Linked DNA regions of Homo sapiens: all the other regions are linked to region 1. A link is a loop called in an ENCODE intact Hi-C map of the cell type or tissue named here. Cell type or tissue: mammary epithelial cell. All regions are shown on one strand. Links, peaks and the distances in the headings refer to the core of each region. The heading gives the core; the rest is flanking DNA. Region 1 holds the start of LOC107985438 (a long non-coding RNA gene). Region 2 has its middle 51 kb from the start of GGTLC1. Region 3 has its middle 9.5 kb from the start of CST5. Region 4 overlaps LOC107985383 (a long non-coding RNA gene). Region 5 has its middle 27 kb from the start of CST2.

Region 1 (5,884 bases), core at 364-5,363:
GCTGGGAGCATAGCGACATGCAGTTCCCACTGTGTGATGAGCATCTATCTGCTCAGGGGCTGGACTGTGCGGTTGGGAGATCTTCATCCATGCCCATCTCATGCCTTGACATTCTCAGTTCAGAGGATGGAAGGGCACTCGACTGCCCGCACACTCTGCCTCACAGAGGACTTGCATATGGACACACCTTCAGCACCTCGCATGCCCCACAGGGGGCTCCTCTGCCCATGCCATCATGCTTTGTTTCCGGTGGCCTCTGGATGGATATATTGAGAGAAGCACTCATACAAGGAGAAGATTCTGTCTTGCTTCTGCTATCTTAGCTTCATGGCCTCTGAGGTCAGGCCAGGCCGTGGGACCGGGACCCTGGGCCCACCTGCCTTATTCTGCAAGTTCACAGACTGTGTTCAGTGAGGCAGAACATAAATAGGTCACCAAAAGTTCTTTTAATCTAATTCTGTCAGACTTTTCCAAATTTTTGGAAATAAACGGTTCATCAATGTTGGTCTTTACTTTTGTTCTTGTTTAAATCTGATTCCTAGCAGGAATTCAAAGGAAAATGACTTCAAGGATCATGGTTTAGTGCGAAACAGAAAACCAAATACCGCATGTTCTCACTTATAAGTGGGAGATAAACAATGGGTATTCATGGCATATGTTAGCAACAATAGACACTGGAGGCTCCAAAAGTGGAGAGGGAAGGGAGAAGGGCTGGAAAGCTACCTATTGAGTACCATGTTCTCTACTTGGGTGATGGGTTAAATCAAAGCCCAAACCTCAGCCTTACATCAAAAATCCGTATGTGTACCCTTTGAAGCTAAAATAGAATTAAACAAGCCCAGAGCGATGGCTCATGCCTTTAATCCCAGCACTTTGGGAGGCTGAGGTGGGTGGATCACTTGAGGCCAGGAGTTCGAGACCAGCCTGGCCAACACGGTGAAACCGCATCTCTATTAAAAATACAAAAATTAGCTGAGTGTCGTGGCGCTTGCCTATGATCCCAGCTACTCGGGAGGCTGAGGCAGGAGAATCGTTTGAACCCGGGAGGCCGAGGCTGCAGTGAACCAAGATCGCACCACTGCACTCCAGCCTGGGTGACAGAGCGAGACTCTGTCTCCAAAACAAAACAAAACAAAACAAAACAAAAACAAAAAAAAAAAGAGAGAAAGAAAAATAAATAAATAAATAAAGTCTTTAATTTTTTATTTTAAAAGCAGACCACAGTTTAGCATCCTGAGAAATCCAATAACCATGAAAACCTCCCTACTTTGCTACAGTCTGAGGACACTCCCCAGCACTGAAGCAGAATGTCATAAGGACCTCAAGCCTGCTGTTTTCTTCTGTCTCCCATCCCAGCTCATAGTGGAGAAATCTAAATGTGGTACTTCTGTTGGTAACTTGCTGATTACCCCTGGATGCCAAGGTAGGGGGCTGTCTTCTGATTCTTGCTCAGGTAGCACACAGGTATGCTTGACCATTGACTACTCTTACAGGACAGCAACAATATTCCTGGTCTTTCTAGACCAAGGAGGTCAGCATTCATGTCACCTCTTCCTCATTGTTTAATAAGGATTTTTACATGCTTCTTATCAGCTATAAATGTGCTCCAGGGCTCAGTAACATCAACTCAAGTCATGAAGCAGAATTCCCCTGCTTAGCATTATATTGTTTGCTGCCGGAGAAATGAAATGATGGCTAAGATCCCCCGCCTGGAATTGCTTGCTATTGGGAAAGGAAGATTCAAGTTGTTACAACCTAAATAAAGTAAAATATGTGTTATAAATTACAAGCCACACTCTAGAATTTACAAAGAGCACTTCACAGTGCATGCCTGCCTATGTGTAAGCCTGCTGTGCTTCTTGGTATCTCTTCAGATAATTCTCACACAGCCCTGATAAAGTTCTATGGATGCAAGTGATTTCATCTTTCCATATGCAAAATCCAATTTGAACTTGGGAAGGAAAAAAATGAAACACCTTAATAACAGAGATTTATGACATTTTTAACCTGAGAAAGATTAACTTTTTCTATCATTTATAATTCAGCTCCCCTAGCAACCTTATTTACAAGCCAGATCCATGTTCCCTTACGCAGCTGGCTCAATTATACAGCAGCATGAAAAATCATCTGGGCAGAGAGTATTAGCTTAAACAGAAATTTGTCTTCCACACTGGAGTATAAGCCGAATTCTGTGATAAAACACATTACCTTCGTTCTTTAATTTTTCAAAGAAGAAATGAGATGACTCTGTCAGGAGGCTGAGGAGGGGAGTCTCACTTCATTCCAGGATTGGCAACAACAGCACAGAATTCATTCCCAACGGTACCTGCTAGAGATGAGCAAATGTCTATCAACGTAAATTTTTTAAAGAAGAAAAATGCCAACCAAAGAGAGAAAATGGAAAAAGGTAAAGCACGGTGTTAGTGTCCTAAGGTGGCCAGCAGGGGGCAGCATTTCCCGTGTAAATAATTCACGAGTGCCATTTCAGAACAATGCATAGTGATTATTTTTAATTACATTAATTTCTCCTTTAATATTAATAATTAATATTAAATATTAATATTAAATATTAATGTTAAATATTAAATATTAATATTAAATATTAATATTAAATATTAATGTTAAATATTAATATTAATATTAAATATCGATATTTAATATTAATATTAAATATCAACATTAATAGTTAATATTAAATATCAATATTAATATTTAACATTAAATATTACTGTTTAATGTTAAATATTAATATTAATAATTAATAACATTTTGTTATTAATAATTAATAACATTTTGTCTTCCTCTAAGCGCCTGGCTCCGCTGTTCTCAGGAGTGGGTTCTGAAGTCTCTGGAGAACAGGATACGTGGAGGGTTAGGAAGGGGCCAGGCCTAGAGATGGGAGACTCCCTCCTGGAGCAGGTGGAGGCACAGGACCATTCGCTACCCCATCTGCCGGCACCTGCGGGGAAGCCCAGGCATTCTTTGTAAGCCCTCCTGACCACCTGGCTCAAAGAAAACAGAAGCATGGAGGCCGCCAAGTGTTTTCAAGAAATAACCCCATGAACACGGCATCACTTTTTTAGAAAGAGGGGTTTGGGGCAGGCAGAGGAGAGAAGGGAGAGCAAACTGAGAGCCAAGTTTCCAGACAATCTTGCAGGAGGAGAGGATGCAGCTGCCCAGAGGGAAGCAGGATCACATTTAAGGAAGTGTGTGGGGTCCCTGGATGACACCAGCACCCAGTGCGGCTCTGTCGGGCAACCGCTCCCAAGGTGGGAGGAGTGGGTGTCCCCTGTGTGTCAGTGGGCAACTCCTGCTGAACCCGCAGCTCACTAGGGAGCCTGACAGTGGGGCCATGCACCTGACACTCCTCTCTGCTTGTGGACCTGGCAAGGCAGGGAGCAGAAAACAGAGCCACTTGAAGGCTTTCTGTCTGCGTCTGTGTGCAGTGTGGATTTAGTTGTGCTTTTTTCTTGCTGGGAGAGCACGGCCACCATTTACAAGCAGTGTCACCCTCGTGGGTGGCGAGGACAGAACAGGAGCCTCTGCTCTCTGTACCTATCTGGGCCCGGTGGGCTCCCCTGTCCTGGCTTCCATCTGTCTCAGCGACCATTCAGCCGTGGGCAGGAACGCATGTTGCTTAGAAAAGCCAAATCCAGCCCTTGTCTCTGCCTCCTCTGGTCTCATGATGTGCATCTGTTACCTTGAAACTGGAAACCAGTCTATCAATGTCTGTGCCAATTTTTTATTCCCTCCCCAACCTCCTTCCCCATACGACTTTTTATTTATGTAGGATGTGTGCTGTCTAATGATGGGATGACCACACTTTTCCATGTTCTAAAAGTGCTCCTCTCCCGCAGGGTCCCAGGGCTGGTGGTTGCTTTGGGTCTACAGCTACGTCTTACCCACCTCCTGCCTCAAAAGCCTGTGTGGTGGCAAAGCCGGTGTGGGGCTGGGGAACGCAGCGTTCTCCAGGAGGGGGACCCGGCTCTCCTTCTGCAATGCAGGCGAAGGCCTAGATGCCAGTGTGACCTCCCACAAGGCGTGGCTTCCAGACTCCCCGGCTGGAAGTGATGCTTTTTTGCCTCGGGCCCTGGGTTTGAAGCAGCCTGGCTTTCTCTTGGTAAGTGGCTGGTGTCTTAGCAGCTGCAATCTGAGCTCAGCCACCTACACACCACCGTGGCCGACACTTTCATTAAAAAGTTTCCTGAGACGACTTGCTTGCATGTTGATTTCATGATCAGCGCCGCTGGGAAGGACCCCTGAGCCAGTGGGGTGGGGCTGGAAGCAGCAGGTGCAGTGATGGGGCTGGGTGCCCAGGAGGCCTCAGTGCTCAATCAGGCCAAGGTGGCCAAGCCCAGGCTGCAGGGAAGGCCGGCCTGGGGGTGTGGGTGAGCACAGGCAGGCGCCAGCTGGGCAGTGTTAGGATGCTGGAGCAGCATCCGTAACTCCACTGAGTGGGGTAGTCTGGTTGGGGCAGGGACCGCTGTTGCTTTGGCAGAGAGAGATGATCCCCACTGGGGAGAGGCTGTTCTGACTCTACAGGTGGGACAGGGACAGATGGCCACCAGGGTGACCCAGCTGATCTTCCTTTGCTATGCTAAGCCCTGGGACATGGAGGATTCCCGCCACACACAGCCTGGGCCCGGGTTCTTACCTGTGGCCACCGCTCTGGCATGAGCCCCTCAGTCTTGGGTGGTTTCTGCCTGGTCCGGGATTTGGTGTTGCTGCTGAGTCCAGCCTTTCCACCACCTCCACATGGGCCGTGGGTGTTGTCAGCTGCCTCCCGCCTTGGCTTCAGTAGCTCACCCAGCTTACAGGGGAGCTGCCCTGGGCTGGAGATGGGCACGCACCCTGGGTCCTACTTGAATGAATGCAGCTTGAGGAGACCCGGCCATATCCACTGGGCCACAGGTTACCCTCGGCAATGCCCACATCAGCCGTCAGCCTGAGCCTCCCCAGGAGAGCAAGGCTCACACGACAAAGGCTGCCCATAGCCAATGAGGTGGCTGAGCTTTCTCGGACCTTTCTCGGACTCCCAGGATGTGGCTCTGCTTGTGAGCTGCCTGGTCAGCTCTCTCGGGGTGAGAGGGGCTTGTCACATGGGCCCCTGCCTGCAGTGTGACCCTTCTCAGCTTCTCTCAGCAGCCCTGCCTGCAGAGTGTCACCGCCACCATGATAATTTCCCTGACACTGCGAGGGTGGGGGGACGTCCTGGGTAGAGACCGGGCCCGTGGCAGCAGCAGGCTCAGGGGCGCCCTGCACTGGTGGGCTGGGAACCTGATGGAGACCATGCCAAGGGCTGGACAAGGGGACGAGCCTCCACCCTGGCCTCTCCGCAGGCCTCAGCAGCCCCTCCCACAGGCAGAAGGGTTGACACTGGGTTCTGCCCTCACTGCAAGAGCTGCAAGTGCCACGTGGTGTCCTGCCCAATCTGGTGTCTGCAGGTGAGGAAAGGGCTGCCGCTGGCCTGTTTCTGAGTGTTCAGCACCTAAGGGTGACAGCACTGTCTGTCCCTACCCTCCGGGTCCTGTTTGAAAATCAAACCCATGCTCACAGGCCGATTTTTTTTCTTTTAGAGACAGGGTCTCAGTTTGTCACCCAAGCTGGAGTGCAGTGGTGCGATTATAGCTCAATGCAGCCTCCAATTCCCGGACTCAAGGGACCTTCCTGCCTCAGCCTGCCAAGTAGCTTGGACTATAGCTGTGTGTTTTATTATTATTTTGTAGACATGGGGTCTGGCTATGTTGTCCAGGCTATTCTCAAAATTCCCGGCCTCAAGCAATCCTCCCGCCTCAGCCTCTCAAAGGTTGGGATTACAGGTGTGAGGCAAGGCACCCAGCTCAGCCACAGAGCCCTATTGCATCTCTCTTACTAGGAGCAAGAG
Region 2 (5,884 bases), core at 459-5,458, 59 kb after region 1:
CATTGAATCTGTAGATTGCTCTGGGCACTGAGGTCATTCTAACTATAATGATTATTCCAATCAATTAGCATATAATGGTTTTCAATTTCTTTGTGCTATCTATGATTTCTTTCCTCAGTATTTTGTAGTTCTCATTTGTAGTTCTGCTTAAATATATTCCTAGGTATTTCATTAGTTTTTGATAGCGACTATAAATGGGATTGCTTCTTGACTTGGTTCTCAGCTACATTGCTATTGGTGTGTAGAAACTCCAATGATTTCTGTACATTAATTTTGTATCTTGAAACTTTTTACCAAATTTAACAAATCTAAGAGATTTTTGGTGAAGTATTTAGGGTTTTCTAGATATAAGAACATATCATCAGTGAACAAGGGTAATTTCACTTCCTCTTTTCCCATTAGGATGCCTTTCTTGACTTGTTCCAGTTGGTAGAGTGAATGAATTCAACTTTCCCCCATTAAATATGATGTTGACTATGAGTTTGTCATTTATGGCCTTTATTATGTTGAGGGATGTTCTTTCTATGTCTAGTTTGTTAACAGTTTTTTTGTCATGAGTGATGCTGAACTTTTATCAAATGCTTTTTCTGCCTCTATGATATGATCATGATTTCGTTGTTAATTTTGTTTATGGGATCATGTATTTTGTTAATCAGAGGAATAAAAGCAGATTTTTTCCCCTGGAATTCATGCCTCTGACCCCTAGATATTACCATGAACAAGAAGGAGATGGGTAGCTTCAGAAAAGAGGGAGGGAAGGAAGAGAAAGAATGCCAAAAAAGGGGTGAGAGGAGAAAGAGTGGAAGAGAGGACAGAAACCAGGCTTGGCTATAGTGTCACAGGATATTTACAGTGTCACTTTGCCAACTGGAAACTTCTGTGCCTCGTGACACCTCTACTCAGGTTTTGCTTGCACCCACTGGGCTCATTCCACCCACTTGGTCTGTCAGGCTGTGCTCAGCTCACACTGTGGCCCAGATTCCACACCTGCCAAGGGTGAGCCAGGTGCAGAGTGGTCAGGGGTGTGTAAGCAAATGAGCATTGGGTCAGGCCACTGTGCAGAGCCAGACATGTTGACTGCAGTGGGGCAGGCAGCTCCAGTTGCTGGCATAGGCACTGGCTCTGTGTGGGGCTTTGGCTGGACCAGACGTACTGCAAGTGGCTTCCACTGCAGGCACCAGCATCTGGACAAGGGGAATGTGGTGGCACCTGAAAGCTTGGAGATGCCAGGAACCACAGAGCCCCAAACAGGGTGTTAAAGCATATCACAGCCCTGGCTCCCAGAATGGCCACAGCTTTTCTCTCCTCATCACCACAGTGTGGTGAGTTGGGGGGTGTTTCAGCCCTTACAGCTCTTGCAGTCTCGCCATTTGGCAGGTCCTGAGTTCCTGTCCCACGTCCAGGAGGAATGGGGTATGCGTACAAGTGGAGGGTGAGCAAGGTGGAGAGGCGCTTCATTGAGTGACAGAACAGCTCTCAGGAGACCCAAGATGGGTAGTTCCTTTCTGCAAGCAGGTCAGCCCCAGGAGTGTCCAGCTCTCAGTGGAAAGGAGAACCATGGTGTATAGCTCCTTTCCACAAACAGGTTGTCCCAAGGAGTTGAGGAGACCTGAAGTGGGTAGCTCCTTCCCACAGCTGGTAGTCCTGATGTCTGGCTGAGTCTGGCTGAGTCTGGGGTTTTTATAGGCTCCGAATGAAGGAAGTGTGTGCTGATTGGTCCATGGGCAGGTGCAAAAAAAGTACCATAAGTTTTCACTCTGGACCACGGCTTCCACCCAGAACTGACACCCTGGTTCCAAGGCTTCAGGCTGTCCCTGGCTTGAAGGTGGGAATTCACCAGGTATCCACCCCTTTCTGTCCAGGAACCTGTCTGCCTCCCACCATCAACATGCCGTCCATGGTGCCCAGGCTGTTCATATTGAACAGTGCCTGCAAGCCCATGCTGAGCTGCACTCAGCCCCCACCAGCAGCCCTCCCATGCTAGTCAGCTCCCACAGTCCAGAGGGGGCTGAAGTGGCAGAGGGCTGGCCACTCCAGCACTGACAGCACTGCCCCAAGTGCACAAACACCCAGCTGGGTCATGACCGCTCCCAGGCTCAGCTACAACTTTGCTCTGCTGCAGAGCAGGTGCCAGGAGCAGGGACAGGCCAGGTAGCAGGAGCAGGCACTTCTGAACCTGTCAGGGCTGGGGACTTTCTGGGCCCTGAGAGCACAGGGATGCCCAGGTCTGGAGCTGCAGCTGGGTGACCACAGCTATGCCTGGGAGCATGGGGCTCCCACCTGTTCCTGGCCCCCACCAGCTCTGGGGAGCATGCAGCCCCAGCCACACCTCTCCTGCTGCAGCTGGCATCCTCACAGTAGCTGCTCTAGATGGGCCACTGTCACCATCAATAGGGGTATCCACACTTTCATTGTCACCTGCCTTGTGAAGGTCTAGCAGGGGCAGTGGGGAGAGCTGCAGAAATAGGAGGTTGTACCATCCACTGTCAATTGCTCTAATCAATAAAACCCTGCATGCCCAGGCAGCCTAGAGTAGCAAGGATAGAGCCAAGCAGAGGGAACTCTGCAGAACCCAGAACAGCACTAGGGAAGTATTTAGTTTGCAAAGCTTGTTCCTCCAAGGCAGACCCTATGTCAACCCCAGGACTACCTTCAGAGCCTGCTCTCTAGCATGAGGTTGGAGTAGCTGGTGCCCGAGAGGCTGGTCATCCGTGGGTGAATGCTTCCCTCTGGTGGTAACTATGGTGAAGTGGAGGATGCACGCTCCACCTTGCAGAGGTTCTCTGCAAACTCATGAACTGAGCAGAATTTACAGGGCAGGTGGCTGTGGGAGCAGGAATTGCCCTTTAGCTTTGTGGTTTATCTGCCACCTTGGAGGATTTTCTTCTTGTCTTTATCTTTGCATTTGATATTTCAGCATATCATTCTCTCCTTTATTATGTGGGAGGGGGTTGCCCACTCTGCAAGCCTCTTCCCTCCTTAGTTCCCCTGACACCCTCCATCTCTCAGGGCCCAGTGGCTCACCCTTCCCTGCCAACTCTGGCACAGCCCAAGGGTTCTTCTCAGACACCTTCCATGCCACAAGTTGCAGACTGTAGGTTCCTGTAGTCCGTGGTATTTGAGACTAATAATTGCAAATATTTTGATTTTCCAAATATGATTGGCAAAGGAAAAGTTCTACGATCACTATTCCATAATAGAAAGTCATTTTGGTGCCACCCAAAATGAGGCATTGTGAAAATGAAGGATGCCCTGCCCTGCACTCTAGTGAAACCTGACCCCTAGGCTGGATATGAAACTAGCCCAATTGTCCCATAAAACTTGTATTTATGGTTTCTTTTGAATGAACATAGAAATTGGCCCTCTGCCTCTTAAAACTTGAGAAACTTACATTTGTCTTATCTGAGTTCCTTAAGAAACGCACCTTCAGCATCAAGGAACGGAAACTCACCAGATCACCATTCCAGACAATGAGATGCCAGATTCCTCAACCATCATGACTTCTGCTCACCAATTCCTCTTCCTTGACCCTCCCCAATTCCTGTTTTCCTGCAAGTAGTTACATTTCTTCTCTACTATATAAACCCCTTATTTTAGTGGGTAAGAACAATGATTTGAGACTGGCCTCCCATCTCCTCTGCTGTGGCACCCAATGAAAGCCCTCTCCCTGGCAATGCTGGTTGTCTCCATGTTTGACTTTCTGTGCAAGGAGTAACGGAACTTAGATGGAACCCCCTGCATTTTGGTACCAGATTTTGGTTTCCTCACCAGGAAAGTGTTGCTCATGGCTCGGCTATGTGGGGAAGGAGACTTTTGGAAGATTCCCTAAGCTGCTGCCCATCTACTTTTGGCTGGAGGTGGGTTTCAGTCTCCATATGGCCCCACCGCTCCTCGCCCCAATCGGGTTTCTGACTGCCTAGGAAGAACAGCCTTTGAAATCTGACATCTGTGTCCAGATGGGTGAGTGTCTTTTTGGGCCCAGAGAGTGGGATCTGATCCCTCAATTTGGGAAATTCTAAGGGAATTTCCATTTGCAGGTTGGATAAGCGCAACCAACGTAAAGAGGAAAACCGTCTGGCTGTTTCTGTTTAAACATTCTTGAGGCTTGTTTGTTACTGCAACAATTGAATTGTGTTTCGGTGATTGTTCGTATGTGTGTGTTCATATAATCATGGGAAACCAAATTTGATAAACTGATAATCTTTTGTAATACTGTTGGGAATCTGGAGTTTGCTGTTGAATGGGAATGTGGGATGGAGTTGTGTGTAATCAGGCTTTATGTTGCTGTTTTTTGGGCCTGCTTAGTATATGATGTTCTTCCGGGGTGTTGCTTGGCCCAGTATTCTTTACAGTCCGGAGAAGTTTGGTCTTTAAAAAATCAAACTGCCGTGGAAATGAGTTTACCCTAAATTTTGATTCTGAGCCTTCGTTGGATTACCTATGGGGTAAAAAAGCTTTAGACATGTGAACAGAACAGTGTTATAAACCAGTGAGTTTGTATTACTACTTCATGGCTAGATTACTGAGGTAAAACCTATTGGATCTTGTGTGTGTTTTTGTGTGTACATGATTAGATGTGTTTGTGTCTATGTACCTTTTTAATGTTATATATTATATCTGCTAAATTTGCTTATGAATAAAAGAGCACTCATAAATTAATTAAATAAGACTATATAATTTTTAAGTTCATATAACTTAGGTAGATCTTTAATAAACAACCTGGCTTTAAAATTATTTGTAAAATTAAAACAGATACGTTTTCAGAATGGTCAACATACATTTTTGTCTGGGTTTTGCATTTGTCTCTACTAGATATTTTGAGGTGTCAGGGTTTGGCACACAAAGTTATAAAACTATGAACCCAGCAAAAACAAAATGATCCTTGTTCATGTGATTTTTTTGATGAAGAAGACTAATTTAGTGTTGGTTTAATAAAGACAGCTGGATCTTCTGAGTTATTGGTGAAAATATCCATATGTTAAACTTTAAGGTTCTTAGGTGGATACCAGATATTCACAAACTATATAAAAAGTGGTCGGGTTGGGCACTGTGGCTCACACCTGTAATCCCAGCACTTTGGGAGGCTGAGGTAGGTGGATCACAAGGTAAAGAGTTCGAGACCAGCCTGGCCAGCATGGTGAAACCCCGTCTCTACTAAAAATACAAAAATTAGCCAGGTGTGGTGGTGGGCACCTGTAGTCCCAGCTACTCGGGAGGCTGAGGCAGGAGAATAGCTTGAACCCAGGAGGCAGAGGTTGCAGTGAGCCGAGATCGCGCCACTGCACTCCAGGCTGGGCAACAGAGTGAGACTCTGTCTCAAGAACAAAAAAAAAAGTGGTTGACGGCCGGACACGGTGGCTCACGCCTGTAATCCCAGCACTTTGGGAGGCCAATGTGGGCAGTTCACAAGCTCAGGAAATCCAGATCATCCTGGCTAACACGGTGAAACTCCATATCTACTAAAAATACAAAAAATTAGCCAGGCGTGGTGGCACGCACGTCTAGTTCCATCTACTCGGGAGGCTGAGGCAGGAGAATCGCTTGAATCCAGGAGGTGGAGCTTGCAGTGAGCCAAGATTGTGCCACTGCACTCCAGCCTGGGCAACAGAGCAAGACTCCGTCTAAAAAAAAAAAAAAGTGGTTGACAAGGAAATAAGTTGAAATGATGACTAGCTTTGTTTAATGTCTCAGTTTTCAGAAGGAGTCTAGATAACCTTTTTAAAAATGAAAAAACTGAGTACATATAAATGAGATAAATGCTTGTAGGTGAACTTTTTGTGTAGTTTAAAATGTTAAAGTGATTTTGGGTTAAGTAACAGAAGCTCCTTGGATGTCTGGTCATTTCCAATTAAGAAAGGTTTATGATATGGGGAAACATGTTTTT
Region 3 (5,884 bases), core at 326-5,325, 110 kb after region 1:
AGATGAGAGAATATGGCATTGGAGAATACAGAGAAGGACACCAAACCCACAGAGAGGGCTGGGGGAGAAGGACAAGCTGCCCACATCCCTTGATTGGTTCTCACTGCCTCAGAACTTACCAGCCCACATTCCAATTCCCAGCATCCCCACAAATTTACCTGTGCAAACATTTGAGAAAGAATTATGTGAGCCTGGACAGTTCTGTGTCTGGAGAACATCAGAGTCCAGTTACCCTAGAGGCCGGGCTATGTCATGGGCAAAAGCAAGAGTGCAGCCACAGACAGCAAGATGCCAATGCTTCATGTGGCAGGGGATATGGGTTTCTAAACATTTTAGAACCAGAGAAACAAAATCTGAGGGTGGAGACCAGCAAAGCAGTGAAGACTTCACAGTGGATGTCCACATCAGACCTCTGTAGGGAAGATCCAGCAATGTGGGAGCTGAGAAATAAAGTGAGTCTTCTCTTTCATTGATTGTAGATAGTTCTGAGAAGAGAAAGCAGATTCTCACACCCTTCTATCATGTTTCAAAGCCAATTACCACCTTTTTTCTATAAAATATAGAATTAGCATGACTATGTAATCACATGAGGTTTATAAAGGGTGTGGCACAATGTCCAATGCAGAACAGCTACTGACAGACACCTGGCAGTGATGCTGAAGATGATGATGGAGATGAGAATGGTATGCTGGAGATGAAAATGGTGATGGTGATGATGGTTTTGAAGGTGATGATGATGGTATGGTGGTAATGCTGGTAATGGTAATGATGGTGATGGTGTTGATGATGATAGCGGTGCTCATGATGAGTATAATGATGGTGAGTATACTGATGGTGATGGTGGTAGTGGTGATGGTGATGTTGATGACAGCAGTAATGTTGGTATTGATAATGGTGATGTGATTGTGATAATAGTGATGATGGTGGTGGTGGTGGTGGTTATAATGGTGGTGATGATGGTAGCTCTTGTAATGATAATAGTGGTGATGGTAATAGTGGTGAAGTTGGTGATAGTGATGGTAGTAATAGTGGTGGTGGTGATGGTGATGACGGCAGAGACGGTCGTATTGATAATGATGATGATGGTGGTGATGATAGTGATGATGATGGTGATAATGGTGATGGTGGTAAAGATGGTAGTGATGGTGGGGATTATGGTGGTACTGGTTTTGATGGTGATGGTCTTGGTGGTGGCAGTAATGGTGACGGTGATGATAATAGTGATGGTGATGGTAGTGATGATTATGGTGAGGGTGGTGATGATGGTGATGACCATGATGTTGAGGTTATGGTGATGGTGATCATGGTGGTGATGGTGATGGTGATGATGCTGGTGATGATGATGGTGATCATGGGGGTGGTATCAATGGTGATAGTGGTAAAGATAATGGTGATGGTGGTAGTGATGATTGTGGGGATGGTGGAGGTGATGCTGGTGATAGTGATGGTGGTTATGGAAGTGGCAATAGTTGTGAAGATTATGGTGATATTGATGATATAGTGGTGATGGTGGTGATATGATATTTGATGTGAAAAGATAAAGCTCTTTGATGCAGAATATAAGCACGAGGCCAGAGCAGGTATCATTAAGGGTTTTCCTCTGTTTGCAGGCTCATCAGATCTGGACTCAGGTGAAACTTGTCCTCAGACACCTTGCCTTGGATGGGAAACTGTTTTTCATTAATGGATCATGTGTTCTTCTTAACCACAGCAGCAAACGTGGTTTTTCCATGGTATTCACGCCTCCAACTGACTAAGATGACCATGAAAAAGAAGGAGATGGGTAGTTTGAGAAAGGGGCAGGGAGCAAGAGAGACAGCACCAGGAAAGGGGTGAGGAGGCAGAGTGGAAGAGAAGATAGAAACCAGACTTGTCCACAGGGTGTCCACACGTTCATTGTCACCTGCCTTCAGAATGTCCCTGTCTTCTGAGAGAGTCACTTCTGGGCCTGTCTCTCCTTTCTGGAAAGATCCAGCAGGGGCCCTGGGGAGAGCTGCAGGAACAGGAGGCTGTGCCATCTACTGGCCATTGCTCTGTTCAATAAAACCCCACATGCCCAGGTAGCCCAGGGCAGCGAGGACAGAACCAAGCCGACGGGCCTCTGCAGAACCCGTACGGCACTCAGGGAGTGCTTAGTTTGCAAAACCCCTTTCTCCAAGGCAGATGCTATGACAACCCCAGGGTTACCTTCAGAGACTGCTCCCCAGGGTGAGGCTCGAGTAGAGGCACCCGAAGGGCTGGTCATCCGTGGGTGAATGCTTCCCTCTGGTGGTCACTGTGGTGAAGTGGAGCATGCAGAACCCAGAGGTTCTCTGCAACCTCATGAACTGAGCAGGAGTTACAGGGCAGGTGGCTGCAGGCACAGGAATTGCCCTGTAGCTTTGTGGTTTATCTGCCACATCTGGGCATTCTCTTTGTGATGTGTTCATCTTCACAAGTGATGTTTCAGCATATCGTCCCCTCCTTTATCATGGGGTGAGGAGGTTGCCAACTCTGCAAGCCTCTTCCCACTTAGTTCCCCTCAGACACACTCCATCTCTCAGGGCCCAAAAGCTCACCATTCCTGCCAACTCTGACACAGCTCAGGCATCATTCTCAGATACATTCAATGCCATGAATGGCAGACTTAGCTGGGCATAGTGGCACGCACCTGTAGTCCCAGCTACTCAGGAGGCTGAGGAAGAATCACTTGAACCCAGGACGCTGAGGAAGAATCACTTGAACCCAGAAGGCGGAGGTTGCAGTGAGCCAAGATCGTGCCACTGCACTGAAGCCTGGTGATAGAGTGAGACTCCATTTAAAAAAAAAAAAGGCTAATGTTTTCTTTTTCCAAATATGACTGGCAAATAGGTACTTAAAACATTTTATAATAAAAAGCCATTGTGGTGCCATATTCATAATGAAGTCCATCAGCAAAAGGAAGAAGACCCTCCCCTGCACTCTAATGAAATCTGGCCCCTCTAGGCTGGGCACAGGGGTTGACATTTTAGATCCACAGTCTGGCATGTATGATGTCCCAAGAATCTCCTGAGGACAGCTCTCGGTTCCTTCCTGAGAGGTGACCATCTGCTCATCCTCATGTCTCCTCTAGTTCAGTAATTTTCATGGCACGTGCTCAGACCAGGGCTGGAGTTCTGTTCTTTCCTCCCCACTATGCCCTCACCCCAGCCCTCAGCAAGTCCTGTCTCGCTGCCTCTCACAGACATCCTGAGTCTCCTGTGCTCCACCTCCCGACCACTGCACGGGCCCAGGTCACTGTCCTCCCTTTCCTGGGTGACTGCAATGTCCTCCTGACTGTTCTCCACCCTCCCATTCTCACCGACTAGAAGCCTGTTCCTTCCTTGAGGCCATGCCAGCCTTCTAATAACATATAAGGTGTCATGTCATAGTCCCGGTAAAACCTTTCAAAGGCTTCTCATTAGAGTTGGAATAAAGTATATTCAGCATGATGCATATGGCCTGGCAGGAACTGACATCTGCTCATCCCCAGACCCAGTCTCTGTATCTCTCCTGCCTGCTGGTCCTTGATGATCAATTCAGGAGCTTCCACAGGTTAAGATCATTTTCTCCTCAGGGTAAGTTCATGCTGCTTTTTGGCCAGAAAATCCCCACCCTTGGGTTTCTGCAGCTGGCTGCTTCTCCTCCTGCAGAGTGCAGCTCCCATGTCACATCCCCAGAGTGGTCTTTCCAGGTCACTCTTTCTAGGTTAGGATATCATTTGGCTACAAGCTGGGTAGAGGCAATACTGTATTCGTCCCATTATCTGTAAAGTGCCTATGAACAATCCCTGGACCATAGAAGACTCTGAATATACATATTGGATGAAATGCCTTTATGGACGTATCAGAGACTTTCTCAGTGGCAATGAGATAATGTCATGTGAACATCTTACCGGCAGCATCTGTGAGGTTGTGTTAACTCTACAACTATTTGTTATAACTATCATTTCAATGGCAAGAGTTAAGATGACCTTTGGATCTTTTGAAAAATGACAAAAGCTTGGGATCAAATATCAAAATGCAACTAGGGAAGGATAAGAAATCACCCTAGGGAGGGTGGCAGGAAGCACAGGGTGTCCCAGAGACAGTGTCCTGGAACCCAGCCAGCAGAGCTTCCACCAGCAACACTGTCACCCTTTCTCCAGGGCTTCTCTGTGCCGAGCAGTTCAGTAAGGACCTGGTATGCATTGTCATTTTGTTCTTCACATATCTGCAAATAGAGAAGTGTACTCTTGCTGATGAGAAAATAATTCTTGACATACAGCAGGCACACCATACCTCTCTTTTGACTGAACGCACACATGTATCCAAGGTCCTCCCTTACGGAGAAGACATCACTGGAGAGCTCCAAGATCCCAGACAGGGCTCAGCTATGATGACATCACAGTGTGGGGTCCTGTGCACTTGCATCAGACTCTGCCTTGACACTTTTTGTTGCAGGTTCCTCATCTGCAAAATATGGAAACACATTTCATAAAGATTGTTGGAGGATCCATTAATTCACTCAACTAATTCCTTACTGAACCCTGTGCTAGGGCTGGGACCACAGCATTGAGCAAGTAGACAGTGTGCCCGTGTCTAGAACACAGGAAGCACATAGAGAGGCACAGATATGGTTGATAAAAAGCTTTTACTTTCCTTCCTGGCCTGGGAGTCTCATGAATAGAGGATGCCTTGGAGTAGGGTGTGATCAAAGGTAGACAGCAGAGGAGGTAAAGTGGGACCATCTCCAGTGCATTGCTACCCTAGGAAGAATCTACAGTGTTGCTGAGCTCCTGACAATGATAACAAATACTGCAGGGCAAACTCAGAGACCCTAGAGAAGGGCAATGGGGTGCTCTAGGGGGATGCAGGAGCTGCTGAATGGGGATAAGCCAGGCTCATCATGGGACCAGTAGTGGGCAGCTGGACAGCTTTCAGACTCCTGAGGAGGGATTGATGCCTGGCCATTTGTCCAAGTACATGCATACACACAGTCACACACAAATACACACAGTTTCACACACAGAGAGAATAACACACATACACAGAGTCTCTCACACACACACATAGAATCACACACCCAATCACACACATACATGCAGTCACACACACATGGTCTTGTACAAAGGTGGATTACTATGAAGGAAACCTGCTGAATAAGTATTTTCCTGCATTGAATTTCCTTAAAAGCACAAAACTATGTTCATGGCAAAATCTGGAAGAGCTAGATGCAGACTGAAACAGATCTAAAACTGCATTTTGCAAACTGCTGCACGCAGCACAAATGCAGCTGTAAAAGTTAATGTGCGCTCCTAACTACATTTTTAAAAATTCCTTCAACAAACATTGAAATTATTTTGTATACCAAAGCCTCCTTTTGGAACTATCAATGCACATTATAATATTCATTAAAACTCATAAAATGCCTGCAGTAAGCCACCTGATTTTTTATCTTCAAACTTTAATCAATTATTCTGAAATTCCTACACTTTGATTTTTGAGGGGAATGGCTAACACCTATCAGCTACCTTCAGAAAGAGTGTCCTGTGGAAATAAATTAAGAAACATTCATCTGTAATATTGTTTCACTTTCTGTAAATTCTAGTATTGAGGAAGTTAAGTAAATATAGCCATCCATTGGTATCCATGAGGGATTGGTTCCAGGACCTCCCTCTTATACCAAAATCCATGGATACTGAAGTCCCTCATATAAAATGGTGTAACATGCATATAACCCATGCACATCCTCCTGTATACTGTAAATCATCTCTAGGTTACTCATAATTCCTCAGACAATGTAAATGCTATGTGCATACTTGTTATGCTGTATAGCTTAGGGAACAATGGCAAGATAAAAGTCTGTCCATGTTCAGTGCAGATGCATTTGTTAAAAAATATTTTTT
Region 4 (5,884 bases), core at 630-5,629, 330 kb after region 1:
GGATAACTCGAGGAGGAAGATCTGAGTCTTCCACCATCAATGGGTGTCAGGTCTGCTAGACAGGGAAGTGGAAATCAGAGGAGAGAATAGGGCACTGGAGAGCACAGAGCAAGGCACCAAACCCATAGAGAGGCTAGGGGAGGAGGACAAGCTGCCTACATTCCTGGGTCCTTTCTACCTCAGCATCAATCAGCCCACTTTCCATTTGCCAGCATCTGTAACCATTTACCTGTACAAATAGCCCAAGTAAGTGCAAGATAACTAATTCCCTGGCACAGTCTCCAGCAACGACTGACACCACCTGACACGTCAAACACAATCTGCCAGACGTTCCCAGCAGAAATGAGCCACATAGCAGTCAGTAGCCTGACAGCTCACACTCATAGTATTGACCACCTTCTCATCCCTGTTTCATTTCCTCACTGTCCTAGTAGTGTACCCAGGGATTGCCTTCCAAATAAGCCACTTGCAATTGAATTCTGATTACAAGGACTCCCTCTGGGTAGCCCGATCTAGACAGTCATCTTTATGGAGAATGTAATTTCTGTGGAATCACAAAAGTTGAAGAGGAATCAATGAGGTGACATAGGGGAAGGGAATTCCAAAACAGGGAGTCTGGGCCAAGACACGTGGGTGTGAATAAGTGTCAAGTTCCATATGAGGTGGGATGACCCTGGAGTTTCAGAGGTTTCAAACACTGAGCTCCAGCTCAAAAGCTATCTAACTGGGCCCACCATGGAATTTGCCAAGTATCCAAAGGTGTTGAGGACTGGGGACTGCTGGGAGATCTAACCTCATGCCAAAAGCATGAAACCAGACTGCACGGGTTAAAAGCCTGGTTCTTCCACTTATAAGCTGTGCGATTTTGTAGTACTTGCCTCTCTGTGGTTCAATTTCTTCATCTGTAAAATGGAGACAGTAATAGTAACTACTAAGCAGTTATGTGATGCTATAATAAATTATTGAATGTTATGTTCATTGTAAGGTGACGTTATTATTATTAGCTAGTTTTTGTTTGTGATTCTCTCAGCGATCTCTGAAAGGCACATCACGTGGGGAAGGAGACTCAGTCCTTGCTCACCAGGACCTCATGGACTAGTGGGGGACAGAAATACACACACAAGTAAGAAAGACCATGAGAGGAGGAGGATAAATGCCTATAGTGAATATAAAAGTGCTGTAGGAGACCAAAATCAAAAGGTTCACACCTGGTTACATGGATCAGAGAAGGATTTATAGAAAAGGTTTATGTAGACCTGAACTTGGGAAGCATGTTATATTTGAAGAGGCAAAGATCTATGGTGGATGGGGAGCTACAGTGCACTTTCCAGAAGGGCAAATTCATATAAGCTTGGACAGGATGTGTCTGAGAACGTCAAGGAAGTCCAGCTTCTCTAGAGGCCAAGCCACATGATGGGCAAAAGCTGAAGGGAAGCCACAGAGGGCAGGTTTCCAGGGCTTCATGTGGCAGGGGATGTGGCTTTCAGAACATTTGAGAACCAGAGAAACAGAATCTAAGGGTGCAGACCAGTGGACCAGTGAGGACATCACTGTGGATGTCCAGACCAGACCTATCTAGAAAGGATCCAGCAATGTGGGAGATGAGAAATAAAATAAGTCTTCTCTTTTATTGATTTCAAAATAGTTCTGAGAATAGAAGGCAGGTTATCATACTCTTCTATCGTGTTACAAAGCCAATTGCCACCTTATTTTTCTGTATAAAATATAGAATCAGAATGACTGTATAATCACACGAGGTTGATAAAGGGCAGAACACAATGTCCAATGCAGAGTAACTGCTGACACCTGGCAGTGACAGTGAAAATGATGATGGTGATGATGACGGTATTGTGGAGATGGAGATGGTGATCGTGGTGAAGATGCTAATGATGATGCTATAGCAGCAGTGGTGATTGTGGTGATGATGATAGTAATGGTGGTGATAGTGACGGTGATGATGGGGATTGTAGTGGTCACGTTGCTGATAATGGTCATAGCGTGATGATGGTAGTGATGATGGTGGTGATAATGTTGGTGATGGTGGTGGTAGTGGTTATGATGTGGCAAAAGTGAGAATGGTGACAGCAGTGGCAGTAATGGTGATGGCGGTGATGATAATGGAGAAGGTGATGCTGACGATAATGATGATGGCGGTGAAAGCGGTGGTGATTATGGTGATGATGATGGTAATGAAGATAGTGATGTGGTGATGATGGTGGTTATGGTGGTCATGTTGATACTGGTAATGGTAGTCATGATGATGATGGTGTTACGGATGAGGATTACCATGGTGATTGTGGTGGTGATGGTGATGGCAATGGTGGTGGTGATGGTAGTGATGGTGGTGATGGTAATGGTGGTGGTTGTGGTGATAGTGGTGATGGTGATGTTAGTAGTAATAGTGATGGCAATGGCAATAGTGTTGATAATGATGGTGATGGTGGTGATGGTAATGGTGGTTGACAGTGATGGTACTAGTGGTGATGGGGGTGTTGATGATAATGGGGATAATGGTGCTTATGTTGCTGAGTATGTTAATGGTGAGGTTGGTGGAGATAGTGATGGTGACACTAGTGATGATGTTTACAACAGTGGTGATAACAGTGATGCTGATGGGACAGTGGTGATTGTGGTGATGATAATGATGATTGCTTGGATGGAGATGGTGGTGATATTATGTTTTATGGGAGAGGATGAAGCTATTTGGAGCGGAATGTAAGCACCAGGCCTGAGCAGGTACCAGTAAGAGAGTTCCACTGTCTAGAGATTTATCAGATCGGGACTAAGGTGAATCTTCTCCCTAGACACCTCATCGTGGATGGAAAACTGTGTCTGTCACAAATGGATCACGTGTCCCTGTTAACCACAAGAACAAAAGTAGATTTTCCCTGGCATTCACACCTCTGACCTCCAGAAGGGACCATGAGCAAGAAGGAGATGGGAGATGGGTAGCTTTAGTAAAGGGGGAGGGGAGGAAGAGGGCCAACAGTAATAACAGCGGAAGAGGGAAGAGTGAAAGAGAGGAAAGAAACCAGTCTTGTCCACAGAGGTGTCCACATGTTCATCACCCACCCTGAGAGAGTCCTTGTCTTCTGAGAGGGTCCGTTCTGGGCCTGTCCAGCAGGGCCGTGGGGACAGCTGCAGGAAAAGGAGGCTATGCCATCTACTGGCCATTGCTCTGATCAATAAAACCCTGCACACCCCTGTAGCCCAGAGCAGCAAGAACAGAGCCAAGCAGAGGGGCCTCTGCAGAACCCATACAGCACTCAGGGAGTGTTTAGTTAGTAGAGCTTCTTCCTTCAATGCAGATCCTATGTCGACCCCAGGGCCACCTTCAGAGCCTGCTCCCCAGGGTGAAGCTGGAGTAAAAGGCACCTGAGGGGCTGGTCATCCATGGGTGAATGCTGCCCTCTATTGGTCATTGTGGTGAAGTGGAGGATGCCGGGATTTACAGGGCAGGTGGCTGGGGGCACAGGAATTGCCCTGTAGCTTTGTGGTTTATCTGCCACCTTGGAGGATTCTCTTCATGATCTCTTCATCTTCACATGTCATATTTCAACATATTGTCACCTTCTTTATCGTGGGGTAGGAAGACTGCCGCTCTGCGAGACTCTTCCCACCTTAGTTCCTGTCAGAAGCCCTCCATCTCTCAGAGGTCAGCCACCCACCCTCTCTGCGAAATCTGACACAGCCCAGGATCTCTCTCAGACACCTTCCAAGCCATGGGTTATAGACTCTGGGTTCCTGTAATCCATGCTTTTTTAGATTAAGAATTGCTAATGTTAATTTTCCAAATATGGTTGGCAAAGATTAAAATTGACTATCACTAATTCATAATGGAAAACCATGTGGTACTGCCCCAAATGAAGTCCATGATCAAAATTGAGAGGTGCCCTCCCCTGCACTCTCGTAAAACCTGAACCTCTAAGCTGGATCCACGGGGTGGCATTTGAGATCCACAGTCCTACATGCATAACGCCCCAACACTCTATGAGGACGGCTCTGGATTCCTCCCCAAAGCCCCAGCCCTGACAATCTGCTCATCCTCACCTCTGCCTTGGCTGAGTAACCATCCTGTGACTTACTCAGGCCTGGGCTGGAGTTCTGTTCTTTCCTCCTCACTGCGCCCTCAACCCAGCCCTCAGCAAGTCCTGCCCCGCCACCTCTCATAGGCATCCTGAGTCTCCTGTGCTCCAACTCCCGGCCACGGCACAGGCCCAGGTCACTGTCCTCTCTTTCCTGAGCAACTGCAATGTCCTCCTGACTGTTCTCCACCCTCCCATTCTCACCAACTAGAAGCCTGTTCCTTCCCTGTGGCCATGCCAGCCTTCTAATAATATAAAAGGTGTCTTGTCATGTCCTGGTAAAAGCTTTCAAAGGCTTCTCATTTCACTTGGAGTAAAATAGAAATTCTTCAGCACGGTGTGCAAGGCATGGCAGGAATTGATATCTGCTCATCCACCAAACCCAGTCTGCTTACCTCTCCTGCCAGCCGGTTCCTCACTCAATTCAGGAGCTTCCACAGGTTAGGATCATTTCCAGCTAGGGGTCGGTTTATGATTTTCTTTGCATTAAACACCATTCTTGCTGGCTTTCTGCAGCTGGCTCTTTCTCCTCCTTAAAAGTCTAGCTCACATGTTATTTCCTCAAATCGCTCCTTCCTGATCATTCTCTGCAGTTAGAATTTGGCTTGGCCACCAGTTCGTTTAAGGCAATATTGTATCCATCTCATTCTCTGTAATGTGTCTGTGCTTCTCACAATCTGTGGAATGTGGAGGACACTCAGTGTGCATACTGGATGAACATGCCTTTATGGGTGTGTCAGAGACTTTCCCAGTGTGGATAAGATGATTTCATATGGATACCTTGCTAGCAGCCCCATGAGGTGACAATGACTCTAAGACGACTTGTTAGAACTGCCATTTCAATGGCTAGAGTTTTAATTACTTTTGGATCTTTTGAAAAACAGTAAAATCTTAAAAGGAAATATCAAAATGCAACTGGGGAAGGATAAGAAATGACCCTGGGGAGGGTGGCAGGAAGCACAAGCTGTCCCAGAGGAAGAGTCCTGGAAACCAGCCAGCAGAGCCCCCACCAGCAATACTGTCAGCCTTTCTCCAGGGCTTCTCTGTGCCGACCAATTTGGCAAGAACCTCTTACACATCATCATTTTGTTCTTCACTTATTCCCAAAACATAGAGAGATTCTTTTTCTGATGAGAAGATAATTCCTAGCACACAACAGGCACACCATAACCTTATTTTGACTGAATGCGTGGAGGCATCCCACGTCCACTCTTAAGGAGAGGAGATCGCTGGAGAGTTCCAAGATTCCAGGCAGAGCTCAGCAGTGTTGAGATCACAGTGTGGGGTCTGACACTTTTTGTTGCAGTTTCCTTGTCTGAAAAATGTGGAAAACATATTTTATAAAGATTGCTGGAGAATCCATTCATTCGCTCAACTAATTCCTTACTGAGTCCAGTGCTAGGGCTGAGACCACAGCATTGAGCAAGTAGACAGTGTGCCATGTGCATGGAACAAAGGAAGCAGAGAGGCACAGGCATGGCAGCTGATAGACATCCCCTTCTTTCCTTCTAGGCCTGTGATTCTCACCAGAAGAGGGTGCCTTGGAGTAGGTTGAGCCCACTGGAAGGAAGCACAGGAGGTAAAGTGAGTGCATCTTCAATGTGATGCTACCCTAGGAAAATGCCATGGTGCTGCTGAACTACGACAGTGATAACAAATGCTGCAGTGGGAACCCAGAGACCTCAGAGAAGAGCGATGAGGGCTTCCGGGGGAACACAAGAGCTGTTGAATGGAGTGAGCCATCAGGGGACCCGTAGTGGGCAGCTCTCAGGCTCCTGAGGGATTGGTGCCTTGTTCAG
Region 5 (5,884 bases), core at 649-5,648, 200 kb after region 1:
ATTTCATTTCCTCACTGTCCTAGGAGTGTACCCTGGGACTGCCTTCCAGATAAGCCACAGGAAATTGAATTCTGGTTACAAGGTCTCCCTCTGGGTAGCCCAATCTTGACAGTCATCTTTATGGAGAATGTAATTTCTGTGGAATCACAAAAGGAATCAATGAGGTGACATAGGGGAAGGGAATTCCAAAACAGGGAGTCTGGGCCAAGACATATGGGTGTGAATAAGTGTCAAGTTCCATATGAGGAGAGATGACCCTGGAGTTTCAGGGGTTTCAAACACTGAGCTCCAGGTCAAAGGCTATCAAACTGGGCCCACCATGGAATTTGCCAAGTATCCAAAGGTGTTGAGGACTGGGGACTGCTGGGACATCTAACCTCATGCCAAAAGCATGAAACCAGACTGCATGGGTTAAAAGCCTGGTTCTTCCACTTATAAGCTGTGTGACTTTGTAATACTTGCCTCTCTGTGGTTCAATTTCTTCATCTGTAAAATGGAGACAGTAATAGTAACTACTAAGCAGTTATGTGATGCTATAATAAATTATTGAATTATGTTCATTGTAAGGTGACATTATTATTAGCTAGTTTTGGTTTGTGATTCTGTCAGTGATCTCTGAAAGGCACATCACATGGGGAAGGAGACTCAGTCCTTGCTCTCCAAGACCTCAGGGAATGGTTGGGGACAGAAATAGACATACAAGTAAGAAAGACCATGAGAGGAGGATGATAAATGCCTACAGTGAACATAAAAGTGCTGTAGGAGACCAAAATCAAAAGGTTCACACCTGGCTACACGGATCAGAGAAGGATTTATAGAAAAGGTTTGTGTAGACCTGAACTTTGGAAGCATGTTATATTTGAAGAGGCAAAGATCTAGGGTGGGTGGGGAGCTACAGGTGCCCTTTCCAGAAGGGCAAATTCATATAAGCTTGGACAGGATGTGTCTGAGCACATCAAGGAAGTCCAGCTTCTCTAAAGGCCAAGCTATGTGATGGGGAAAAGCTGGAAGGCAGCCACAGAGGGCAAGTTTCCAGGACCTCATGTGGCAGGGGATATGGCTTTCAGAACATTTGAGGACCAGAGAAATGGAATCTAAGGGTGGAGACCAGTGGACTAGTGAGGACTTCACTGTGGATGTCCAGACCAGACCTATCTAGACAGCATCCAGCAATGTGGGAGATGAAAAATAAAATAAGTCTTCTTTTTTATTGATTTCAAACTAGTTCTGAGACTAGAAGGCAGTTATAATGTTACAAAGCCAATTACCACCTTCTTTTTCTGTATAAAATATAGAATCAGAGTGACTGTATAATCACAAGAGGTTGATAAAGGGCATAACACAATATCCAATGCAGAGTAACTGCTGACACCTGGCAGTGACAGTGAAAATGATGATGGTGATGATGACAGTATTGTGGAGATGGAGATGGTGATGGTGGTGAAGATGCTGATGATGATGCTATAGCAGCAGTGGTGATTCTGGTGATGATGATAGTAATGGTGGTGATAGTGATGGTGATGATGGGGATTGTAGTGGTCATGTTGGTGATAATGGTCATAGCATGGTGATGGTAGTGATGATGGTGGTGATAATGTTGGTGATGGTGGTGATAGTGGTTATGATGTGGCAAAAGTGGGGATGGTGATGGTGGTGGCAGTAATGGTGCTGGCGGTGATGATAACGGAGATGATGGTGCTGATGATAGTGATGATGGTGGTGAGAGTGGCGGTGATTATGGTGATGATGGTAATGAAGACAGTGATGTGGTGATGATGGTGGTTATGGTGGTCATGTTGATATTGGTAATGGTAGTCATGATGATGATGGTGTTACTGATGAGGATTACCATGGTGATTGTGGTGGTAATGGTGATGGCAATGGTGTTGGTGATGGTAGTGATGATGATGGTGATGGTAATGGTGGTGGTTGTGGTGATAGTGGTGATGGTGATGTTAGTAGTAATACTGATGGCAATGGCAATGGTGTTGATAATGATGGTGATGGTGGTTGATAGTGATAGTAATAGTGGTGATGGGGTGTTGATGATAATGGGGATAAATGTGCTGATGGTACTGAGAGTGATGATGGTGATGTTGGAGATAATAATGGTGACACTAGAGATGATGTTTACAACAGTGGTGGTAACGGTGATGGTGATGGGACAGTGGTGATTGTCATGATGATAATGGTGATGGCTTGGATGGAGATGGTGGTGATATTATGTTTTATGAGAGAGGATGAATCTGTTTGGAGCAGAATGTAAGCACCAGGCCTGACCAGGTACCAGTAAGAGAGTTCTACTCTCTAGAGATTTATCAGGTCGGTACACAGGTAAATCTTCTCCTTAGACTCCTCATCTTTGATGGAAAACTGTGTCTGTCACAAATGGATCACGTGTCCCTATTTTTTTTTTTTTTTTTTTTTTTTTTTTGAGACGGAGTCCCTCTCTTTAGCCCAGGCCGGATTGCAGTGGCATAATCTCGGCTCACTGCAAGCTCCGCCTCCCAGGTTCACGCCATTCTCCTGCCTCAGCCTCCTGAGTAGCTGGGACTACAGGCGCCCGCCACCGCGCCCGGCTAATTTTTTGTATTTTTAGTAGAGACGGGGTTTCACCGTGTTAGCCAAGATGGTCTCGATCTCCTGACCTTGTGATCCGCCCGCCTCGGCCTCCCAAAGTGCTGGGATTACAGGCGTGAGCCACCGCGCCCAGCCACGTGTCCCTATTAACCGCAGGAACAAAAGTAGATTTTCCCTGGCATTCATACCTCTGACCTCCAGAAGGGACCATGAGCAAGAAGGAGATGGGAGATGGGTAGCTTTAGTAAATGGGGAGAGGAGGAAGAGAGTGAACAGGGAGATAAGCGGAAGGGGGAAGAGTGAAAGAGAGGAAAGAAACCAGACTTGTCCCCAGAGTTGTCCACATGTTCATCACCCACCCTGAGAGAGTCCTTGTCTTCTGAGAGGGTCCATTCTGGGCCTGTCCAGCAGGGGCTGTGGGGACAGCTGCAGGAACAGGAGGCTATGCCATCTACTGGCCATGGCTCTGAGCAATAAAACCCTGCACACCCAGGTAACCCAGAGCAGCAAGGACAGAGCCAAGCAGAGGGGCCTCTGCAGAACCCATACAGCACTCAGGGAGTGTTTAGTTTGTAGAGCTTCTTCCTTCAAGGCAGACCCTATGTCGACCCCAGGGCCACCTGCAGAGCCTGCTCCCCAGGGTGAAGCTGGAGTAGAGGGACCTGAGGGACTGGACATCAGTGGGTGAGTGCTTCCCTCTGGTGGTCAGTGTGGTGAAGTGGAGGATGCAGGCCCCACCTTACAGAGGTTCTCTGCAAACTCATGAACCCAGCAGGATTTTTAGGTCAGGTGGCTGTGGGCAAAGGAATTGCCCTGTAGCTTTTGGTTTCTCTGCCGCCTTGCAAGATTCTCTTCATGATGTCTTCATCGTCACATGTCACATTTCAACATATTGTCCTCTTCTTTATCGTGAGGTTGGATGATTGCCACTCTGTGAGCCTCTTCCCACCTTAGTTCCCGTCAGATGCCCTCTGTCTCTCAGAAATCAGCCACCCACCCTGCCTGCCAACTCTGATACAGCCCAGGATCCCTCTCAGACACCTTCCAAGCCATGGGTTATAGACTCTGGGTTCCTGTAATCCATGCTTTTTTAGATTAAGAACTGCTAATGTTGATTTTCCAAATATGGTTGGCAAAGATTAAAATTGACTATCATTAATTCATAATGGAAAACCACGTGGCATTGCCCCAAATGAAGTCCATGATCAAAATTGAGAGATTCCCTCCCCTGCAAGCTCGTAAAACCTGAACCTCCAGGCTGGATCCAGGGAGTAGCATTTGAGATCCACACTCCTACATGCATGACATCCCAAGCCTCTGTGGGAACAGCTCTGGATTCCTCTCCAAAGCGCCAGCCCTGACAATCTGCTCATCCTCACCTCTGCCTTGGCTGAGTAACCAACCTGTGACTTACTCAGGCCTGGGCTGGAATTCTGTTCTTTCCTCCTCACTGCGCCCTCTACCCAGCCCTTAGCAAGTCCTGCCCCGCCACCTCTCATAGGCATCCTGAGTCTCCTGTGCTCCACCTCCCAGCCACTGCACAGACACAGGCCACTATCCTCTCCTTCCTGAGGAACTGCAATGTCCTCCTGACTGTTCTCCACCCTCCCATTCTCACCGACTAGAAGCCTGTTCCTTCCCTGTGGTCACGCCAGCCTTCTAACAATACAAAAGGTGTACTGTCATGTCCTGGTAAAACCTTTCAAAGGCTTCTCATTTCACTTGGAGTAAAACAGAAATTCTTCAGCACGGTGTGAAAGGTGTGGCAGGAATTGATATCTGCTCATCCACCAAACCCAGTCTGCTTACCTCTCCTGCCGGCCGGTCCCTCACTCAATTCAGGAGCTTCCACAGGTTAGGATCATTTCCAGCTAGGGATCGGTTTATGATTTTCTTTGCATTAAACACCCCTCTTGTTGGCTTTCTGCAGCTGGCTCTTTCGCCTCCTTAAAAGTCTAGCTCACATGTTATTTCCTCAAATCGATCCTTCCTGATCCTTCTCTGCAGTTAGAATTTGGCTTGGCCACCAGTTTGTTGAAGGCAATATTGTATCCATCTCATTCTCTGTAATGTGTCTGTGCTTCTCACAATCTGTGGAATGTGGAGGACACTCAGTGTGCATACTGGATGAACATGCCTTTGTGGATGTTTCAGAGACTTTCCCACTGTGTATAAAATGATTCCATGTGGATAGCTTGCTGGCAGCCCCCATGAGGCCGTGATGACTCTAAGACGACTTGTTAGAACTGCCATTTCAATGGCTAGAGTTTTAATTACTTTTGGATCTTTTGAAAAATAGTGAAATCTTAGCAGGAAATATCAAAGTGCAAACGAGGAAGGATAAGAAATGACCCTGCGGAGGGTGGCAGGAAGCACAGGGTGTCCCAGAAGAAGAGTCCTGGAACCCAGCCAGCAGAGACCCCACCAACAACACTGTCACCCTTTCTCCAGGGCTTCTCTGTGCCAAGCAATTTGGCAAGAATCTCTTACACATCATCATTTTGTTCTTCACATATTCCCAAAATATAGAGAGATTCTTTTTCTGATGAGAAGATAATTCCTAGCATACAACAGGCACACCATAACCTTATTTTGAAGGAATGCGTACAGGTATCCTACATCCACTCTTAAGGAGAGGAGATCGCTGGAGAGTTCCAAGATTCCAGGCAGAGCTCAGCAGTGATGAGATCACAGTGTGGGGTCTGACACTTTTTGTTGCAGGTTCCTTGTCTGAAAAATGTGGAAAACACATTTTATAAAGATTGTTGGAGAATCCTTTCATTCACTCAACTAATTCCTTACTGAGTCCTGTGCTAGGGCTGAGACCACAGCATTGAGCAAGTAGACAGTGTTCCATGTGCATGGAACAAAGGAGGCAGAGAGGCAATGGCACGGCAGCTGATAGACACCCCCTTCTTTCCTTCTCAGCCTGTGATTCTCACTAGAAGAGGGTGCCTTGGAGTAGGTTGAGCCCACTGGTAGGAAGCACAGGAGGTAAAGTGAGTGCATCTCCAATGTGATGCTACCCTAGGAAAATGCCATGGTGCTGCTGAACTCGACAGTGATAACAAATGCTGCAGTGGGAACCCAGAGACCTCAGAAAACAGCAATGAGGGCTTCCAGGGGAACACAAGAGCTGCTGAATGGAGTGAGCCATCAGGGGACCCGTAGTGGGCAGCTCTCAGGCTCCTGAGGGATTGGTGCCTTGTTCAGGTGCATGCACACACACAATCTCAAACACACATACACAGTCTCATGCAATAGTGTACTACTACAGAGAAAACCAGCTGTATAAATATTTCTT

What was found. Hi-C counts contacts between places; a loop is a spot of excess contacts. Peaks named below come from ENCODE experiments on the same cell type or tissue, not always from the same donor. Only the 100,000 strongest peaks of a DNase experiment are listed, where the experiment ranks them.
Region 2: it touches region 1 in a loop (4-fold over the local background); 59 of 110 quality-filtered maps call a loop at or near these places.
Region 3: it touches region 1 in a loop (11-fold over the local background); 24 of 110 quality-filtered maps call a loop at or near these places.
Region 4: a loop joins it to region 1, with 5 times the contacts of the local background. A loop is called at or near these places in 34 of 110 quality-filtered maps.
Region 5: it touches region 1 in a loop (5-fold over the local background); 9 of 110 quality-filtered maps call a loop at or near these places.

What each region holds. Positions count from the first base shown.
Region 1 is chr20:23,992,898-23,998,781 of GRCh38, reverse strand. It overlaps LOC107985438 (a long non-coding RNA gene), which reads right to left and starts at 4,674. Exons shown (of 3, transcript XR_001754556.3): 1 at 4,655-4,674; 2 at 3,907-4,536; 3 at 2,225-2,326. RefSeq lists enhancers at 2,876-3,594, 4,315-5,034. In mammary epithelial cell, for the core only: a CTCF peak has its summit at 2,441 (motif pointing right); no DNase peak of the experiment used is centred there; H3K27me3 peaks cover 120 bases.
Region 2 is chr20:23,934,350-23,940,233 of GRCh38, reverse strand. No RefSeq gene overlaps it. Among named protein-coding and RNA genes, the nearest start is that of GGTLC1, 51 kb to the left of the region's middle. RefSeq lists an enhancer at 1,664-2,164. In mammary epithelial cell, for the core only: a CTCF peak has its summit at 2,730 (motif pointing left); no DNase peak of the experiment used is centred there.
Region 3 is chr20:23,886,268-23,892,151 of GRCh38, reverse strand. No RefSeq gene overlaps it. Among named protein-coding and RNA genes, the nearest start is that of CST5, 9.5 kb to the right of the region's middle. RefSeq lists an enhancer at 2,097-2,597. In mammary epithelial cell, for the core only: a CTCF peak has its summit at 2,281 (motif pointing left); a DNase peak (open chromatin) is centred at 2,261.
Region 4 is chr20:23,666,099-23,671,982 of GRCh38, reverse strand. LOC107985383 (a long non-coding RNA gene) reads right to left here. Exons shown (of 5, transcript XR_001754712.2): 3 at 4,481-5,645. Among named protein-coding and RNA genes, the nearest start is that of CST4, 20 kb to the left of the region's middle. In mammary epithelial cell, for the core only: CTCF peaks have their summits at 3,415 (motif pointing left) and 5,605 (motif pointing right); no DNase peak of the experiment used is centred there.
Region 5 is chr20:23,796,793-23,802,676 of GRCh38, reverse strand. No RefSeq gene overlaps it. Among named protein-coding and RNA genes, the nearest start is that of CST2, 27 kb to the left of the region's middle. RefSeq lists a silencer at 3,197-3,366. In mammary epithelial cell, for the core only: a CTCF peak has its summit at 3,294 (motif pointing left); no DNase peak of the experiment used is centred there; H3K27me3 peaks cover 177 bases.